Linked DNA regions of Homo sapiens: all the other regions are linked to region 2. Evidence: chromatin loops called from intact Hi-C (ENCODE). Cell type or tissue: heart right ventricle. All regions are shown on one strand. Region 1 overlaps LAMA2 (laminin subunit alpha 2). Region 2 has its middle 160 kb from the start of LAMA2. Region 3 overlaps PTPRK (protein tyrosine phosphatase receptor type K). Region 4 overlaps LAMA2 (laminin subunit alpha 2).

Evidence for each region. Peaks named below come from ENCODE experiments on the same cell type or tissue, not always from the same donor. Only the 100,000 strongest peaks of a DNase experiment are listed, where the experiment ranks them.
Region 1: it touches region 2 in a loop (7-fold over the local background); 46 of 110 quality-filtered maps call a loop at or near these places.
Region 3: it touches region 2 in a loop (4-fold over the local background); 6 of 110 quality-filtered maps call a loop at or near these places.
Region 4: it touches region 2 in a loop (2.6-fold over the local background); 44 of 110 quality-filtered maps call a loop at or near these places.

Annotation. Positions count from the first base shown.
Region 1 is chr6:129,367,508-129,372,507 of GRCh38, forward strand. LAMA2 (laminin subunit alpha 2) reads left to right here. Exons shown (of 65, transcript NM_000426.4): 34 at 2,385-2,483. Among named protein-coding and RNA genes, the nearest start is that of ARHGAP18, 340 kb to the right of the region's middle. RefSeq lists an enhancer at 2,984-3,493. In heart right ventricle, CTCF peaks have their summits at 3,098 (motif pointing left) and 3,297; a DNase peak (open chromatin) is centred at 3,105; H3K27ac peaks cover 3,863 bases.
Region 2 is chr6:128,723,032-128,728,031 of GRCh38, forward strand. No RefSeq gene overlaps it. Among named protein-coding and RNA genes, the nearest start is that of LAMA2, 160 kb to the right of the region's middle. In heart right ventricle, CTCF peaks have their summits at 2,777 (motif pointing right) and 2,981; no DNase peak of the experiment used is centred here.
Region 3 is chr6:128,332,542-128,337,541 of GRCh38, forward strand. The region is part of intron 2 of PTPRK (protein tyrosine phosphatase receptor type K); the gene reads right to left. Among named protein-coding and RNA genes, the nearest start is that of PTPRK, 190 kb to the right of the region's middle. In heart right ventricle, no CTCF peak of the experiment used is centred here; no DNase peak of the experiment used is centred here; H3K27ac peaks cover 1,556 bases.
Region 4 is chr6:129,242,732-129,247,731 of GRCh38, forward strand. The region is part of intron 12 of LAMA2 (laminin subunit alpha 2); the gene reads left to right. Among named protein-coding and RNA genes, the nearest start is that of LAMA2, 360 kb to the left of the region's middle. In heart right ventricle, no CTCF peak of the experiment used is centred here; no DNase peak of the experiment used is centred here; H3K27ac peaks cover 1,777 bases.

The DNA.
Region 1 (5,000 bases), 640 kb after region 2:
GTACCATTACTGAGAGTATAATTTCTGTTGGAATTTGAAGTGTAGACACAATTTTAGTAGAGAAGTATTTGTTGCTTTAGAGGAAGGCATCTAAGATTTATTCACTACACATTGGTAGATATTCTTTTAGGAAATATATTCTTTAATTCTGACCATAACCTTTAAGGTAAGTATTATTATCCCTATTTTCCAGAAGAAGAAACCAATAATGATGATAACAAGAATAACTAACATTTATTGAAAAGCTAGGCAATTGACTGAAGTCTTAAATGGATTACCATACATAGCTTTTACAGAAACTCCAAGAAATAGGAAAGAAGTTGTCATGGTCTGAATATTTACATCTCCCCAAATTTATATGTTGAAAGTCTGTCACAGTCCATTGGAGCTGCTGTGACAAATACCATAAACTGATTAGCTTATAAACAATAGAAATATATCTCTCACAGTTCTGAGGCTGGGAAGCCCAAGATCAAGGTACCAGCAATGTTCAATGTCTAGTGAAGGCCTGTTCCTCACAGAGGGTGACTTCTTGCTATGACCCCACATTTAATTCATTTAATATCTGGATACTGAGGAAAAGGATAGCTAGCTCTCTGGGGTCTCTTTAATAAGGGCACTAATCCCAATCATGAAGGCTACATTCTCATGACTCAATCACTTCCCAAAGGCTCCACCTCCTAATATCATCACATTGGGAACTAGGATGTCAACACATGGATATTAGAAGGACACAAACATTCTGCCTTCTGCCGTGTGAGGACACAGGGAGAAGGCAGCTGTGCTTAACAGAGCCATGTGAGCAGAGGCAGTGGTGTGAATTAGATCTGTCTGGCAGATATTAAAAGTCAGACCTGCTAGTGAAAGATAAGGCTGGAGACTTCAGTGAGGCAGGGTGATATGATGGACAACCTTGAAAGCCAGGCAGAGGAACCTGAGTTTACCTTGTGGTCCTGGTATTCAGGGAAGTGAAGAGTTTTAATGAAAAGAATGCCGATCAGTTATTTTCCTTGTATATGGAGAGAATACAGAAAAATAAATTAAACTAGAAAAGCAAACATTTTAGTTGAACATGAAACATTTTAAAACTAATACTTAAGCAATGGATGATGAAGTAAAGAGGATCCTATAGAAGAGGCTCCAATTTGTGAACATCTTCTAAGCCAAGGGATTCAGTGACCCATCCACTTCTGGCTGGATATTGATCCAGATGACCTGGATTATCCTTAAATTCTAGTCTTTCTTGATTTTTTATTTTGTTCTTCTTCCATCATTCACTTGACATTTGTATACTGAGGATCACCTTCTGGTATTATAAAAACTTAAGTTATTTCACCTCTTTGCTCAATTTCTTTAACTATGTCAGTGCTCCCCAAGCTTCAGCCAAAGACCATCAAGGACACACATGTGATGGAACAAAGTGGGATTTATTAACTTGTTGCAACAAGGGGCACTGAACACCATGGGGGAATTGTGGGCTGTCTCAATAAGAAGGTGTTAGGAATAACTTCTAGTATTTGAGGCTGTGCTAGATAACTTAAGGTTAGCACTCAACTGGGTGCTATTCAGAAGTGGGAGTAATTCTGTGAGTATTTTGTGAATCCTATCTAGAGGGAAGGAAGAACAGAGGGAGGATAAAGCTATGATTAATAAGGAGGCAGTGTTCATTCATATTAGCCAGGAAATGGGAGGTTGGGGTAGTTTTGTGGTCTACACAAAACCCGCTATGGTTTTGTCTGCGCTTAGACATTACAGGGTAGTCTCTTTTTTTCTGTTTCATTCATCACTGGTTCAGAGTGACCTTGTCTAATTTAGTGTCCTATGAGATTATTTATGTTCCATAGGAAAAAAATATGGCCCTGCTGTTAGGCCAGTTCCTAGCAACACCGAGGACAGGCCAGTTAGTTAGCGCCTAGCCAGGTCTCTATGTTAAGGCCTGCCGTTCTCTTTTTTACCTGTGATCTGTGTCTCTGTTAATTGGAATGGGAGCCTTAAATGGGCCAGGCAAGGAGTTTATCTTAACTCTACCCCTTACTGACTGTGTGATCTCGTGCACATTTTTAACTGTCTTCAAGACAGTTTGCTCTTTCATGAAATGGAATAATGCTTACCCCCCATAGAGCTGTTGTGAAAATTAAATGAAAAAACAAAACATAAAAAGCCTGGCACATAGTAATTTCTCAATAAGTCACTGCAATTTTTATTATTTGCCTGAATATTTGGCATGACACTCAATGTGTAAGTGCCCAGTTGAAATAGTTTCCTTATCTTTTCTTTGAAGGTGAGAAGGCTAAGTTCCTTTTATATACAAAAATGTGTTCTGTCGAACACTATCACTGCAAGGCCATTTACTAAAAATGTTTATGGGATGGAATCTTTTTCAGCACTTGCTGTCACCTCAGCGGGCCCCAGAGAGGCTTATTCAGCTGGCAGAGGGCAATCTGAATACACTCGTGACCGAAATGAACGAGCTGCTGACCAGGGTAAGGTGGCAAAATTATGAATCTTCTGAAAGCAGATAGATTATGTCAATGAAGGAAAATTACTTCAAAGTTCTGAAATGCAAATCACCTTCTTCCTAATTCCCAATTTGGTATATAAAATAGATGTATTCTGACTTGCTAATTCTGCTTCAAATCAAATCATAGAAATCAGTAGCACGCAGAAAAATTGGGGATACCTGGAAATTGTCAATGGCTAAAAAGTCCAGAATGACAGTGTATTTTGAGAACTTTATTCAGTAGCCTCCGTGGTAAAGTTTGTATCTGTTCTGATTTCCAAAAGCACTATCTTTGATTGTGTAAAGAGAAAGAAAAACAAATGAAAATGCTTGTGGTCTCTTTCATCTCATCGTGGGATTTTTGCATTAGTATAGAAATACAGTGTAAATCAGTCTTTCCACACAAAAGAGGAAATCTTCTCTATTGTGAGACTCCAAAGTGCTTAAGACACTTTTTAAAGTCAGAATGTAAAGTCCATGTTGCATTTATCAGGCTTTTTAAAGAATTGGAAATTTTAAATTTTCAAAACTGCGATGGTATTAAAAACTTTTTGCAGTTAGAGAATGAAGAAAACAACATAAAGCCCGCCATCTTGTGGCCAGAAATATGCATGAAGCTAGAAACGGGGCTGCAAAGTACGGATTTAATTTGATTATCTAAGAGCTTTAAATGATAAAGAGTATTGGAGCTAGAAGGTTCCTGGGGATTATCGAGTCCACTTTGTATTTTAAAGAAGAGCTGCCTCGGGCCATGACAGTGAAACGAATTAACAATGGCCATACAATTTGCTAAACTCAGGGACTTAAGCTGGACCCAGTCTCAAGATTCCCACTGGCCCAGTACTTTTTCTACATAGCCTGCTGTCGGTTTAGGAAAATATCCACAGGAAAATCAAATAGGCTTCTGAGCACATAATGCTAAACAACGGCCCTGATGTTACAATAGCATACTAAACACTTTTTCAGAATCTCATAGCAACAATATAGAATGTACAGATACAACACGGAGTTTCTTGCCAAATGTATGTAGACATTAGATTAAATTGAGTGCATTTATCTCATATTAATTTAATATGAAATAATTCATATTTGTTATAAATAAGAATTTTCTAACAGGTCATGGTAGAATAAATCAATTTAACAAGCACACATAAATGTTCATAACATACAAAGCCTAAGTTACGTGTTGGCAGATGAAAAATATGAATGAGGCTCAATCTGTCTTCAAAGAACTTTGAGATGTGTGTGTGTGTGTGTGTGTGTGTGTGTGTGTACATCAGCATTTAAGTGTATGGAGGACCATATTAGACAACTGCATGCAGGTATATAATAAAACATGAAATAAAATAAAGTCGGAAGAAATTCTGGAGAAATATTTAATAATAGAATAATTTCATCTGCTTAGGGGTAATTAGAAAAAATTTCATGTAATAAATGGCATTTCATTCATTCATTCACTTAACTAATACTTTTTGGGAGTCTCTCATGTTCTAGGAATTATGACACTGGGGATAGAAGTGTGAGCAAAACTGCGCAGTCCTTGCCCTCATTGGCTTAGTATAGTCTAATGATCTGACGTTAGAGACACAAAAAGTATTTCTTTTTTTTTTTTTTTTTGAGACAGAGTCTTGCTCTGTCGCCGAGGCTGGAGTGCAGTGGTGCGATCTTGGCTCACTGCAACCTCCGCCTCCCGGGTTCAAGTGATTTTCCTGCCTCAGCCTCCCAAGTAGCTGGGATTACAGGTGTGTGCCACCACACCTGGCTAATTTTTTTTGTATTTTTAGTAGAGACGGGTTTCACCATGTTCGTCAGGCTGGTCTTGAACTCCTGACCTTGTGATTCGCCTGCCTTGGCCTCCCAAAATGCTGGGATTACAGGCATGAGCCACCGCACCTGGCCACAAGAAGTATTTCATTAAGAGTGTCAGATCTTTATTATGTCTCAACCTATACTCTTTACCCTTTCCAGCAGATTGTCTCATGCTATGTTTTTTAAACAGACTTTATTTTTTAGAACAGCTTAAAGTTCAAAGAAAAATTGAGTGTAAAGTTCAGAGTGTTCTCATATCTACTCCCTGCCCCCACAACCTTCCCCACCAGAATGGTACATTTATTATAGTCGATAAACCTAAGTTGACACCTCCTCATCACCCAAAGTCCATAGTTTACATTAGGGTTCCCTCTTGGTATTGTACATTCTATGGGTTTGGAAAAATGCATTATGACATGTGTCCACCGTTGTTGTAAAATATAGAAAAGTTTTACTGCCCGAAAACTCCTCTATGCTTCACCTATTCATACCTCCCTCTTCCTTGACCCCTGGCAACCACTCATATTTTTACTACATCCATAGTTTTGCCTTTTTTGGAATATATAGCTGGAATCATACAGTGTGGTACTTTTTCATATTAGCTTCTTTCCCTTGGTAATATACACTTAAGGTTTCTCCATATTTTTTCATGACTTTATAGCTCATTTCTTTGTAGTGTTGAATAATATTT
Region 2 (5,000 bases):
GTGGCTGAACCTGCTTTCCCTATACAGCCTTTAAATATGGTCCTCATCCTCGTCAAAGTGCTTGCTCTCACTCAGTCTCTTTCTCGTATCTATCTGTCTATCATCCATCCATCCATCCATCCATCCATCTATCTACCTACCCACCTACCAATCATCCACATATCTATCATCTATCATCTCTCTCTCTCCCCCCCTCTCTCTCTGTCTCTTTTGTCTACCCATTTATTCCGTATAGGCAGCTGTTCTTGATTTTCACATGGATATGATGAATATGCTTACACTTTTATTTAAACAGCTTTATATGTTACCTCTTCCAGGAGAGTCTAAATTTGAAAGGAAAATTTGACCTTGAACTTTTCCATAGATTTATTCCAAATAGAAGAATAAGTCTCTTTGAACCCAAAGGACTTGGAAAAATAGATTAAAGCACTCCAGCAAATACTAAATGTCTCTATTTAGTATACATACTAAATACTAAATATCTTTGGATCCCTATGTTTTGTCTGTATAATTCAAGCATTGCTGAATTATACTTCATAATACGTTTAATATAAAATTGTGGTTTCAACTATGAAATAAAATGAATCATTATTTCACCAAATCTTTAATACGATGGATTGCCCAACAAGGTGTCTTCTGTTATACCCTCACTCCTCATGCTTTCTTGCATATCACGCCCCCAAAGCACAGTATTTACTACTTAACTTTTGTATGCATTTGCATTTGAAGAGTGTGTGTTTGAGTAGGGTATTGTCTTGCAGTATCGTTTGGTAAAGAGAGGTTGCCTTCCCAACATTTCTCAGGGACCTGCTATGCTTACTTGTAGGAGTTACATGTAAAGAAAACCACAATGTGTACATAAGTTCCTTCCTGAGATTTCCATGCACTTTGAAAGCTGAATTTCTAAGAGACCATTTCAGTGTCTTAGTCACTGAATGAATTAAATTAGTCACTGGAAGGTATTGATGCAGCTTTTAAAAGAAACAGTAGTTCCCAGAGAGTGCTAATGCTCTGCTAGAATGAGCACCAGTAGGCAGGTAAATCAGTCACACAAAATGAAATTATGTATGCACCTATTAAAGATTACCTTCTTGCTAAATAAATGAAAAATTTTATGATAGACATATTGCTTGTGATTGAAAGTCCTTGATTGCAGTGGTGCAATGACAACAGGAACTCAAGGGAACCCGCTTGAATGAATTCTTTTTATAAAAAATATTGAAAATGCACATTAAAAAGAGGTATTTTACTTTCTTCCAAATGTTTAAATCAGAAACACAACAGAGTAAAATAAATCTCTTAGTGCTAAATAATCTTAGAGAGTAAAATCTTGTTTTTTGTTAATACAAATAACATTCTTTCAGAGCATTATTTTAAATAATTTAGCAAGTGTGATCTAAATAGTTTACAGTTACAATGTACATAACAGATATTTACTAGGAACCATTCATATGAAATAAAAAAGGGATGCCTTTGCTGATAAAGGTGAGGGGGCCACTACAGGATAAAGTCAGAGGATATAGGAGAAAAATAAATAGAAAAATCTACTTGCAACCAAATTCAGGGACTTTGGAGGGTTTAAATGACTAACACAAAATGTTTGCTGGTAGAACTGGCACTTAGAAAGCATAAGATACCAACTGTAAAGATCTCACCAAGCAAAAGGCTCTCTTTTCATGGAAGCAGTAGAACAGTGAGAAAATAAATTCAAATCCTAAGAACTAACCGTGTTGTATGGATGATGGATGATGTGTCTTCAGTTATTGTTAATATAAAATTTCTATTGTCCTTTTAAATTCCACCTACCATATTAAATTGGCAGTTTCATCGCCATATTCCAATTCCTTCTCATGCTTAATTCCCTCATCATTCTGTACTGTTTCTTCTCATGTCCGTACAAGTACAAGGAAGTGGCAGAGCTGTCCTCAGCACAAACTTTGCCTAAGCGTCTCTTATGCCACTTTGGCACCTGAGACTCAAAAGGGGAGCATGAAACGTCTAATTTTTGCTTAGCTCTGTGCTGGTGCCAAGCCAGCTCCAGTCAAGAGATTTAGTAAATAATGGCAATAAAACTTATTAAGAAAGAATGTCAGGGCTTTCCTACATACTGTATATTTTTTTTCTCCAGGAAGAATTTCCCTTCAAATGTAAGATTTCCCTGTCCTAGCATGTGCGCTTTTTGCCAAAATCTCCTCTTGTTGAGTGACAATGAGTTCAAATGATGCAGTAAGTCACTTTTGACCTCTCATTTCATTCATTTTGTCACAAGTGACAGGTGTTTAAGCTGAACTATTTTCCTGCTTCTGCAGGACTAATGACCTTGAGCTTGTGAAGGTAAATTTTTTGAGGCAAAAACTAGTAAGGAAGTAAATGATTCTCTCAAGATTTCCTTACTAAATACTTCACAGAAGTCTAATGCTGCGGCTTAAGTATGAATTGTCATCTTCAGTACAATGTGGAGTTAATATTTAGCCTTTATTTTTTTTCCTTGACTAGTTTTCTCTTTGCTCACTCAAGCAAATCTTGTGCCTTTTCCTTTTATGTTATTCATTTTTGATTTGTACACTTTTCATCAGTGAAGGGGAGTTTCTGTGGGAGGAATTGTTGTCATTTGAAAGATTCTCTTAAAGCATTTGAATGATATCTTAAATAATAGCGATTTATGTGTCTAAAGGCAATTAAGGTAAATAAATTCAGTATTTTGACTTTTTAAAATAATGCATGTTATTGAATTCTTCCCCACATTGTTGAAACTTTGCATGAATTTGGTTTCTAAAGGCCAACGCTAGGGGTCACCCTTCCTTATTTTAAAGTTTTAGTCATTGTCCAGAACCCACTGACAGCCCATTAATCTCCAAAGAAAGTAAGGAATTTTGTAAAGAAAAGCAAAAGACTTTGGCTCTAAGAGTGCTAGTAATGTTGCTTTTTGTCCTTGCCCTGTCCTGAAGCCCAAATTTGTAACAAAATTTTATGAATGAGGAAATGATGTTGAGCTTTTGGGGGGCAAAAATATTCTGAGAATAAAAATTTATTCAGCTTGAGGTAGGACTAAAAAAAATAAGCATTTTAGAGTATTATTTATAGGGTATTATTTGAAACCATTAAATTTAAAAATGCATTTTTAATTTAATAACCTGTATTATAGATATGATACTGAGTTTACTTAAGAAAATAGTACAAATGTCTTCATAAAATGAAATGGGAGGACTTAATGATTATGCATATCAGACTATGGGCTTATAAAAGTTAGCTGAGAATGAAATTTTAGATAAAAAGTGTATGCTGAAATATATAATGTTTGTTCATGCTTTTTTGTTTGGCGTGTGTGTGAGTGTCTGGTTGAAAGAATATTTCCATGTATAATGATGCAAAGAATTTGCATAGTAGAAATCACTAGTTCATAGATTTGCTCTGCAGTTGTTTTGAAGGTAAGTTTAATAATTTTGTCAGGAAGCTGGTGTCTCACTCTGTCCCTATTTCTTCTTAGCTGGATTATTTCACACATAATATGGCTCTAAAAGAGATCACAATTCTCTCCAACAGTCTTGAACTGTTTTTGCTTTCATTTAAAAACAGTTACCTCTGCCCTTATACTTTTTCCTTGTTTTGAAAGTGTTCCCATTGATCTTTTATTTCATTCATCCAGATTATAAAGATAATAATCTCAGTTATGAAATGTTTATTTGCTAAGCACAGAGGCTTCGCATCTTCATTTTCGAGGTGAAGAAACTGAGGCACAGTAATGTAAATGGAATGCCAGAAGCAGGATCTGAACTGAGGCTGCCAGACACCAGAATATATGAATACATTCCTAAACTTTAGGTTGTGCCGAATTGGCTACCCAACCACAAAACTGCATATCAGTTACACAGCACACATGCATAAGTGCCCCCAAAGCACCTAAACATGAGGTGGGAAATGCACAATTACCAGGAATTTTCTGAAGATACTGATGTAATTTCAAATGAATGATTCTAACAGTGGCATTTTGGACACAGTAGTGGGATCAGTAGAGTGCCTATCTGAAAAAAGTGGGGATCACACAACATCCTCAATTTTCCCACAAAGGAAGCACATCAACTAGCAGAGCCAGCAGCCTTTGTAGCAACAACTGGGTAACTCACTCCTTGGGGACAGTGATGTTTGAGTGTGTTGGGAAGACAGGGAATGGTTAAACAGGATATAATGACATTTAATTGGTTCTTTAGGCAGGATCCCCCCCATCTATAGCTTTCCCCAAATTCAGAGGAACAACAAATTTCTCCTTCCTCTGTGCGCCTTGGCAATTTGTATATATGTTATTACTGTAATTTTCTCATTACCTCATAATTATGTCTTTGGTTTCCTGCACCTAATCTATACACTCACAGAAGTTGAGACTGTCTTGTTCCTTGTGGCATCACCAACATATATCACAGTGTCAAACATATGAGAAACTGAAAACAGTTGTGAAGAAATGAATTTCTAATTTTAAGAGACTCTTTGCCATATTTTTCAATATAAGACTAAAATGTTGCATAACAGCATTAAGGTGAGAATTGGGGCTGGGTGTGCAGGGATGCTGTGCTAGACAGATGCAGCAAGTTACAAGTGATTCAGAGAGAGAAAAAGGGAAGGGAAGGGAGGGAAGGGAAAAGTAGGGGAGGGAGGGGAAGGGAGGTGGAGGAAAAAGGAAAGGAAAATGATGAGGCTCACCTCATACCTGGACCAACGTTGCTTTTCTGTGCCGGTTTCCAGGTGGCAGTCTATATATTGCACTGCAAAGGTTAAAATAATCCTTTGCCAAACTGAGTTTGGTATAGGCAATTAAATCTCTGCTTCATTGTCAGCATTGACAGAAACTATTTTGGGGCTGAGGAAACAACCTCTTGTCTTCTAGATGCCTGATGAGACATCTGTCACTCGGCATCCCTACCTGCTGCTCCTGTTTACACCTCATCAGTCTAGTTACAAAATCTGCCAATTTCCCATGTTTGCCCACGACATTTTTACTCACACTT
Region 3 (5,000 bases), 390 kb before region 2:
AGACGTACTCATTCCTTCTTCCACCAAACAGTAAAGAAAATAAAACTAGAAAATGTATGAAGAGAATACTTTCGAAGTTTAAAAATGAGATGACAATGTTAAAGGGTGGTACACTTAAAAACTTCCAACTTAATGGCACTTAACCTTCATAACCTTTCTTAACCCTTCCCTTCACAACTCTACCTATCCCTTTCATCCCAAAGTGAGTCAGGCCTCTTTCTCAGTCTTATCCTTCCTATTCCTCTATAACCCTCCCTCTCTCACTCTTTCTTTGAAATCTGAAGTAAATTTAAAGTATTGTTGCCTCAACGCCCACTCCAAGAAACACACACACTTACTTCACCAACAATTTCAAAGGACTCATTGATCTAAGTTTAAGAACTCTTGTTTTAAGATTTTTCCAATTTCTGAAATCATGGCACTCTCCTACAGCTATCCAACCTGCACAGCTTTTATGTTACATAGTAGTGAAAAGTTTTGAGAAGTAGCTGCTAAAAAGAAAAGCAACTTAAGAGAAAATAATCAGTAACATGACCCAAAAGGCAATAAAGGCTTTGTCCTGTGGCCAATTTTGTAATCATCACTCACCTTTCCAAAAGATCCAAGATTGAAATGAACAATTAAAGGTAAGAGAAGGTAGTGTGGCCTGTATTCCCTGGAAACTGCCTGAAGACTAAAAATCATGCTAACAATTCCCACCTGTTGTCTGGATATACTTCAACACTGTTAAACATTAAAGACCAGAACTGAAGGTCTAAAGAGAATGAGTGCACAACACATCTATGATTTCTATGTAAATGAATATTCTCAAAGTCAAAACATTCTACTCGGTAGTCACATTATTTCTGAAGGTACCAAATTTTTATTTTTTGTTTCCCACTGCATATTAAAGTTATGTTTATACAATACTGTAGTCCATTAAGTGTGCAATAGCATCATGTCTAAAAAAAAGGTATATAAGATATATAAAATATATACCTTAATTTTAGAATAGTTTATTGCTAAAAAAAATGCTAACAATCATCTGAGCCTTCAGCAAGTCATTATCTTTTTGCTAGTAGAGGGTCTTGCCTCAATGTTGAGGGCCTTGCTCTGGATTAGGCTTTGGCTTAAGGGAATGCTGTGGCTGGTTTAATCTCCTATCCAGACTACTAAAACTTTCTCCCTGTCAGCAATAAGGCTGTTTCACTTTCTTATCATCTGGGTGTTCACTGGAGTAGCACTTCCAATTTCCTTCAAGAACTTTTCCTTTGCATTCGAAACTTGGCTAACAGGAACAAGAGGCCCAGCTATTGGCCTATCTCAGCTTTGATATGCCTTCCTCACTAAGCTTAATCATTTTTAGCTTTTGATTTAAAGTGAGAGACCTGCAGTTATTCCTTTAAGTTGATAATTAAAGGGCCACCGTAGGGTTACTAATTGGCTTAATTTCAATATTGTTGTGTCTCAGAGAACAGGGAGGGCTGAGGAGAGGAAGAAAGACGGGAACAGCCAGTAGGTGGAACAGTCAGAATACATACAACATTTATCAGTTAAGCTCACCATCTTATACGGGAGCTGTTCGTGGTGCATGAAAAAATTACAACAGTAACATCAAAGATCACTGATCACAGATCACCATAACAGATATAATTAACAATAATCAAGTATGAAATATTGTGAGAATTACCAAAATGTTACATTTTGTTACACAAAATGAAATACTGTGAGAATTTCCAAAATGTTCAATTTGTAAAACATACAATATCTGCAAAGTACAATGAGGCAAAGCACAATAAAACAAGGTATGCCTGTAGCTGTACTGAATGATGTAAGTTTCCTTCCAACTCAACTAGTCTATTATTCTGAAAGTTCCCACTTTTCAGACAACATAACCTAGAAGAACTAAAGTACTTTTAGTACAAGAAGTACATGAAGAACAACTAGACCTTACTGTGACTCAAAACTAATAACAATTATAACTATTCAATTTTATAACTGTAACAATGGTCACTGCTCTCCTGAATAAGTAAATGGCAAGTAATGATCAATTAGAGAAGAATTCAGATTGAACAAAGTTTTTCAACTCAGTTCTCAGGAACAAGGATCATCAGGTCACAGGGGCAGTTCAATTGGCCACCAAAGAAGTTTCTTCCTTTATTAAACTTTAAGTCCACTGAAGTTCTTAATACAATAAAAGACACTTCATGAAATATTCAAAAGGAAGGAAAAATATAATCTCCCCCATCACCCAAATAAAAGCATATTCCTGTTTATGAAATGGTTAAGGCCAAGCGCGGTGGCTCACGCCTGTAATCCCCGGACTTTGGGGGCTGAGGAGGACTGTTCACGAGGTCAGGAGTTCAAGACCAGCCTGGCCAACATGGTGAAACCCTGTCTCTACTAAAAATACAAAAATTAGCCAGGCGTGGTGGCGGGCACCTGTAATCCCAGCTACTCGGGAGGCTGAGGCTGGAGAATCGTTTGAACCCAGGAGGCGAAGTTTGCACTGAGCCAAAGCCATGCCACTGCACTTCAGCCTGGGCGACAGAGTGAGACACTGTCTCAAAAACAAAAAACAAACAAACAAAAGAAATGGTTAAGAATTCAGGCTCTGAAGTCAGAGGCCTAAATTAACAGCCACGTTCTGTCACTTTCCACTATGTCTCCTCTCTACCATCTTACTGATGAAAATCTGAGGCCTGGAACAGATAAATGTCTTAGATATAATAAAAGCACTGTTTGAGTGGATTGTTGCAAGGATTACGGAAGTGGGAACTGTCAAAGGAAAACATCTTTTCATTTTTTTATTTACAAAGTACTATCACCTAAGCCAAAAATCGGTCTGCTTGTTTGAAACAGTTCTGCCTTAGAGGTTCTAAGACAAGAAAAGGAAAATAAAAGCAAAAGGGAATGATAACAAAAAAAAAAAAAAAAAATGAGAGACTGGGCATAGCAAAATGAAGAAAAGAGCTCAAGTAGTAGAAGGAAAAAGGGATGAAATAAGTGCTTACACTTTAAAATGTTAAGTTCTGAGAAGATGAAAGAAAAGAGAGGAAAACAGGGTGGTAGAGAAAATAGGGTTATTTTATTTTTCATCTCACCAGTAGCTTCATAAACCATACAAATATAATAAAAGAAACTGAGATCCTAGGATATAAAAAAGTAAAAGCGAATGGTGCCATCTCCTCAAATTTTGAGACTGTTGCTTTTGGTCACAAGATCGTCAACTATAGCTCAAGGTTTTGGTATAAAATATATACTTAAAGAAAAAAAAAACCTGAAACCCTTGTAAAATCCCCTCAGTCTACATTAACTTAAGGCAGCTTTAATGGAATTAGTGGTCTCCAATAATTGAGCAAAGTATAATATTAAATCATATCCCAGGTCTCTGGGATAGGCTATTCTACTTTCAGTGCTAGCAATGCAGTTATTTTGAAAAACAAAATTTAAAAAATAGCCAAAACACATCTGGTCAATTATGAAATGCCACATTGACCAATGGTGAGGAAAGGAAGAGCAAGCAAATACTTCTCTGATTGTAGCATACAATTAATTCAACTTTGTCTTAACAAATACAATCACCCAAAGATATTCCTTCAACAAAACATTCCTTTTAAACATAACCAGAAAAGCTGCATGACGCAAGTGACCTCCATTCCAACAGTGTGTTTTTTTTTTTGTTTTTTTTTGTTTGTTTTTTTGCCCTGAGAGCAACTGAGAATTGTACTTTAATGTTTTCATAAATGCTAACTTAAGGCTCAATGGGTAAACACAAACATTGAGAAATTGTAGAGTTTTAGTTCCCACACTAATTTTTTAAAGCTTCCCTCTGGGGTGTACTGTAGAAACTAAAATAAAAAATAACTTCAGCCAAAAGAAGTAACAGTTAGATCTCAGACCAACAATCAAGCACAGATGTCCTTCCCCTACCCCAAGGCGCTGGGAAAATGGGAGGTAATTTTTCTCTTACAGGAGGGAAGAAGAAACTTAATAGTTTCAAAAATTTCACTGTCACATCGTTCAATCTACTATTGTGATATACTTTCAGGCTTTCATTAACATTCATAAGCTAAATGGATGCAACTCAAGCATACAGACAGGATCAAATTTCTCTCCCTTGAGAATAACCATAAGCAAGAATATATCTCAAACATTTTCTTCTTCTAACTAAAATACCATCAAGTATCTCCCTAAGAACTGTTTCTGTAACTAAACAAACAAATAAACAAAAACTTCTTTTCCTTTACAATGATCCTACAAGCAGGGATTAAACTCTGCAAACACCATGAACTAGTAGTGATTGCTTCAGTGATGGTGACACACATTCACCAGTAACAACACAATTCTATTGGTTGAAGCAATTAACTGCATGCTCAAGCACAAGTAAGAATCATACATTCCATCTGGTGCTCAAAAATCCTCGCAAACTTGGTCCATAAAAACCTTGCCATGCTAACTTGCCATGAACCACCAGCATGAATTCATAGCTCATTAACAGTTCATGGTTCATAATAATAATAAAATAAGCATTTTTGCCTGGTGTGCCCCTTCTTCTTGCAAAGCTTGTATTCTCTTTTCTCCCCTAAGAACCTTTATTCCTACCTTCTTCATAAGCTCTTATGTCTGATTATACAACTTTTTAGTTAATAAACAAATTTACATTGCCCACTTTGTATTTGTTAGAATGTGTAGAATTTTCCAAGCTCAGCAGTAAACTTCTTAAGGGCTATTACCTCTCATTAGGCCTTTCTGTGTAGTGATCTACAGAAAGCTGATACTCCATCAGTGGAAGTGTTGATGGTGACTTACTGGCATATAAATAATTAAAAGAATAGCTTAAGACAGTAAAAATATTTAATTTACCCAATCCTCCAGTGAGAAAGTTACTGAATATGTAAAGTGCTAAATATTGTACAGGAAAACGTGAAGTGGAGAAGGGTTAAGTAACCTGCTCAGATCTCAGTTTGAACCTAACAATAAACTTATCTCCCTTAGCTCCTATATTATGCCACCTATCA
Region 4 (5,000 bases), 520 kb after region 2:
TGTTTTTGGGTCTGGGCCTAACAGCACGAAGCACTTCAGAGAATTTCACCACTACCATTTACTCACATCTGTTGAGATTGTACTATTTCAACTCAAGATTTGATCAGTGTATGTCATAAAGTAACAAGTAGTACGCTAAGTCAGAAAACTTAAAGGAAACATTAAATACTCATTTCCTATATGGAATGTTGCCTTTCTAAGCACATCATCTTCTTCTATGTGATGTTTTGCAAATCTATTCATAGGAGATTTATATTTTCAAGTGTGCTCAAATGGATCTGTGTTGGGGAAAGATACGTGAAATAAGAAAATAAAAGCTAATCCATTTGTTTTAAAATTTTGTCTGCCTACCACATTTTGTTGGACTTCTTGTTATATGAGAACTCCTAATTGTCTGGTTTTCAATTGCAGCCAAAAGCATTCTTACCTGATCAAACTCTTCAAATTCTATTTACTTTGAATTATAGCTGAGTACATGGAAAGTATAATTGGGCCTTACTTTGTTACACAGCAGACAAAACATATGCTCAAGATAGGTCAGTGCTATTCCAGTGAATAAACATTTTAACAAAAATTTGTATGAGAAATTCATGTTGGCCTCTCATTCCTCTCTATATGCCTTTCACAGTTACTCTTTTTCCCCTTGCCAATCAAAACACTATAATGAATATCTCTTGGCCTTAACGATAAGAAACACTGTATATAAATATTGTCTAGGCTGTATTTTATGAGAATGTGGAGTTATATGAAATGTAGGAAGAAAAAATATGAGTGAGTAATCCTGTGAGCAGTGGACGGGCTGAGCTTCTAGGACACTGATAAGCAATCAGTGTTAGTTACACTTGAGGCAGTATCTCTGGTGGTCTGTTCCAGAACTATGTCCTTGACTCTGTCACATTCATACTTTTCATCACTACTTTTTATACTTCTGCAATTTAGGTCACCCAATACAGGTTATCTTATCAGGTTAAACTGATTGTAGTGGTCACATTGAAAAAGAAAAAAAAAATCCCAAATTCAGGACTTTTCCCAACCAGTTCTAATTAATGCACGTGTGAAAGGACATAGTTATTGTGAAAAGAAATGCTATCAAAACAGTCTAATGGCTACAAGAAGAAAAAGAAAAGAAGAAGAAGAAGGAGGAGGAAGAGGAGAAGGAGATGAAGAAGAAAGCTAAGGAGAAGATGGGTAACAGGAAAAAAAGAGGGCAGGAAAAGCAGATAGGAAGGAAAAAAAAGGTGGAAGAGAGAAATGAATGCAGGCAGGCAGGATGTTTTCCTCGAGGTTTTTTATTTATATCCCCTGGACTGCATAACTCAGTTTATTCCCTTCTAAACCAACTTTTCTAGAATGTGTTGTCTCTGTTCGACACCTACAACTCTGGTTCATTTTCTATGCATTAAGGATGATGTAACTTTAAAACCTCTCATGTAAATTCTGCCTGTTTTCTAATTCTACAATCCTCTTGTTTATGTTCTATTCTAATAATTATCGAGCTTTTAAAGAAGAGAAATCTGTTCTTAACTCAAATTTATACATACACTGAAGGAAATAACAAAACCTTGAAGTAAAACACTGTTTCTATGATAAAAGAGAGCTCTACAAATAGATGCATGAATAAACACTTCTATGGGAGGGATACCTTTTCAGAGTTTAAGGCTCGCGGGCTTTGGGATCTAAGAAGATGAATCGCTTGCCCTGTTTGTGATCCTAAATGGAAATTGACAGATATGTTTAATTTATCCTGCTCAGTATTATAAAGCCTTTTTCTCATTTGATTTTTGTGTATCCCTCCTGAAATATTTGCTCTGGTAAGCAAAAGCAAATATTAGGTTTTACACTCCATTTAGTGAAATAACAGTGATGATAATCTGACATCAGAGAACCAAATGTTCCAGGCTTATTTCATGAAAAGGATTTCCTCTCCAGAAACATTATCCTCAATAGGTTATCCCATCCTTCATTCCTCAATTCATATTTCTTGAGATTGAGAGGGAAAAAAAAAGAGGCCAGACCACAAGTAGCCTACTGCTAAATTCTTTTATGAAGCTTAGTTTTATGAATTACCTTTTAGCCTTCTCCAGTCATGTGGGAAAACTTTCCTGCCTCATTAAATCTTTAATGCAATGTGCACCATGCACACTGTATTGTTATTTGTGACATTAGGTTATATATTGCATAGTAACTATAATATTACTTGCAAACAAGCTGGTTTTTCCCCCTGAAGGTAGAATTAAAACAGGTACTCATGGGAAACAGCTACTTGTGTTCTTCTTTTCTTAATGGGGTGAAGCTGAAGAACAGGAAAGTGAATGGCTTAGCCTAGAACCATCTCCAGGAATGGAGGTAAATTTTTTCCTGCAGTGCCTTCTCAATTTGATATCTGAATCTCCCTGAAGAGAATTTGCCTTAGTAGATATGGAGAAAGAGGGAAAAGGCCAAGCCTTTGGAGACCCTTATGAAATGGAATGAACCGCTCTCACTAAATTCACTTTCTCTTTGTATTGAAAAGAGATATAATTTTCATCCCTAGTAAATATAGTCGAATCCATCCAGTAATATAAGAATTGCCTCAAAGTGAACTAAAATTGCACTTACTCCTACCTGTGGAAAACCATATTTCTCTAGCCAAGAGAACAATGACAGATTAGTTCCTAAATAGCAGGAGAAAATGAAATGTTCTATTGGCTGAACACACAGTGCTCTGTAAAATCAGAGAAATCAATATTGTCCCCAAAATGAACTAATTTGAAAGTCTCAAAGATGTTCAATTTTATGAAAGACTCGTAAAATTAATAAATGAGTCTGCAAAGTCCAAAAATGTGGAAAATTACAGTTATTTGCAGTACGTATAACTTACCAAGACCACTTATATTTTGTTAGAATTTTTCAATGAATGTTAATGGATGAATTTTTTTATATAGAGTTCTCCCTGTTTGGAATCTTTTAGTTCCCTTATTTACTGTGGTTGCCACTGACTCTGCATCAGGCTTTGGAAATATCACTAAAAAACTGTTTTTTCTTTAGTCTTCTTACTAGTCAAATATCAGCTAAACAAACAAAGAAAATAAGTGTTTGAATGGTCAGAGAACTATAAGAATGAGAATTCTGGCAGGAAAATTCATTTTTAAAAATCCAAGTAACAGAATGGATAAATATAAAAAGAGGCTAGATCAGACATACCCAGACATTCTCAGTTCAGAATGTTCATAGCGTATTCATAATTTTTTCATAGTGCCTCCTTGACCAACAGAAATAAGCCACAGTTCTATTTCTTAAGTAGTTAGTGCCAAACAACTTAATAAATATTCATGTTTTAACAACCTAGCAATTGTTTAAAAAGAAAATGGACAGAAAATAATAATTTTTTTCATAAATAACCAGAATCACTTACTGATGGGATGTGGTACCTTTGGGGTAGTATATACCTTCTCAAACTTGAGTATCAGATTGGATAATGCTATCCTTATTTCCTTTTCCACATTGACTTTTGTGCAGTTCTTGCTTTTAATTACAGTCTCTTCTGAAAACCTTTCTTAATAAAGATATAAAGTGGCCTAAAGTACAAGTAAGCAGAAACATGGCTCAAAATGTTGAGAACATTCTTAAGTGGAATATAGCATGTTCTAAGGTTTCAACTTGTGAACCACCTTGAATTAGTTATTGCAGTGCCCAACAGATATTTAGTATTGCTGTGTGTCCTTCAAATGTTTACAATATTCCACTGTGCCTTTGTGAGTTCACTGCAGCACCCTGGGGCACCTCTACACACAGTTTGTGAACACAGGGGTAGATAGATCCTAGAGGCATTGAAACTACACGGAAACTTGAATGACGTTAGGGATCCCAGAGCCACTGGGGAATCTTCATTAGGGAAGTGCAACAACATATGAAATAGCTCATTAAACTTTCCCTATCAAAAAAACTGAAGTCAGAGAGATGAATTCAGATGCTTGATGAGAACCTACTTGGTAATGGATTTGAAGGAGAGAGTAAACGTTAGGATACTGAAGGGATTCTAAGAGAGTGCAGAAGCGAGGGCAAGGAGGCACAAAACGAAGGCGGCACCTGGAACATGGAGGAGTGGACAGATGGAGAAGAGGCAGAGAATTCTTTATCTAAAGCAAGAGGAAAGGGCAACGTATACTCAGAATATTCTCAAAGCTTTTTCCCTGAATAATAGCATCCTTCAGAAAAGAAGTCTTGTAACTGACTCATTGCAAAGTCTCTTACACAATGGTATGTACTCTTTGGGGAAGACACAACTGGAAACAACACCAGGAAAAGCTTGATTTTACAGCTTATGGAAAGATTGTGGAGTTGAAGGAAAAATAGAAGGAAAGAAATTTTAAAAAGAATAAGTTAATATTCCTAGGGGTGCATCCTCTAAATTGCAGAGTGATATCTTAAGCAATCCTTTTAAGAATTACTTAAGAGCCTGAGCGTGGTGGCTCACACCTGTAATCCCAGCACTTTGGGAGACGGAGGTGAGTAGATTGCTTGAGGTTAGGAGTTCAAGACCAGCCTGGCCAACATGGCGAAATCCCATCTCTACAAAAAATACAAAAAATTATGCAGTCATGATGGCACACACCTGTAGTCCCAGATACTCGGGAGGCTGAGGCACAAGAACTGCTTAAGCCTGGGAGGAGGAGGTTGCAGTGAGCTAAGATGGTGCCACTCCACATCAGCCTGAATGACAGAGCAAGACTCTAGGTCAAAAAATAAAGAAAGACAGAATTACTTAAGTAAGTACTTGACTAACTGGTTATATAAATGTGATCATAAACGCATACCTTTAGGGTAAATGAAAAAGACATTGATTCTAATATTGTGTAAATGGGTAACTGTGGCTTGGGAAAAAAACATCTAGTAACAGTATCCTGAAAATTGTTTAAATGGTCCGTGTTTCACACAACTTAAATGGAAGTAAAACAGCTTCGCTCATGACAATTTTCAGGCAATTCAAAATACGTTGTAATAATGGCAAACATGAGTAT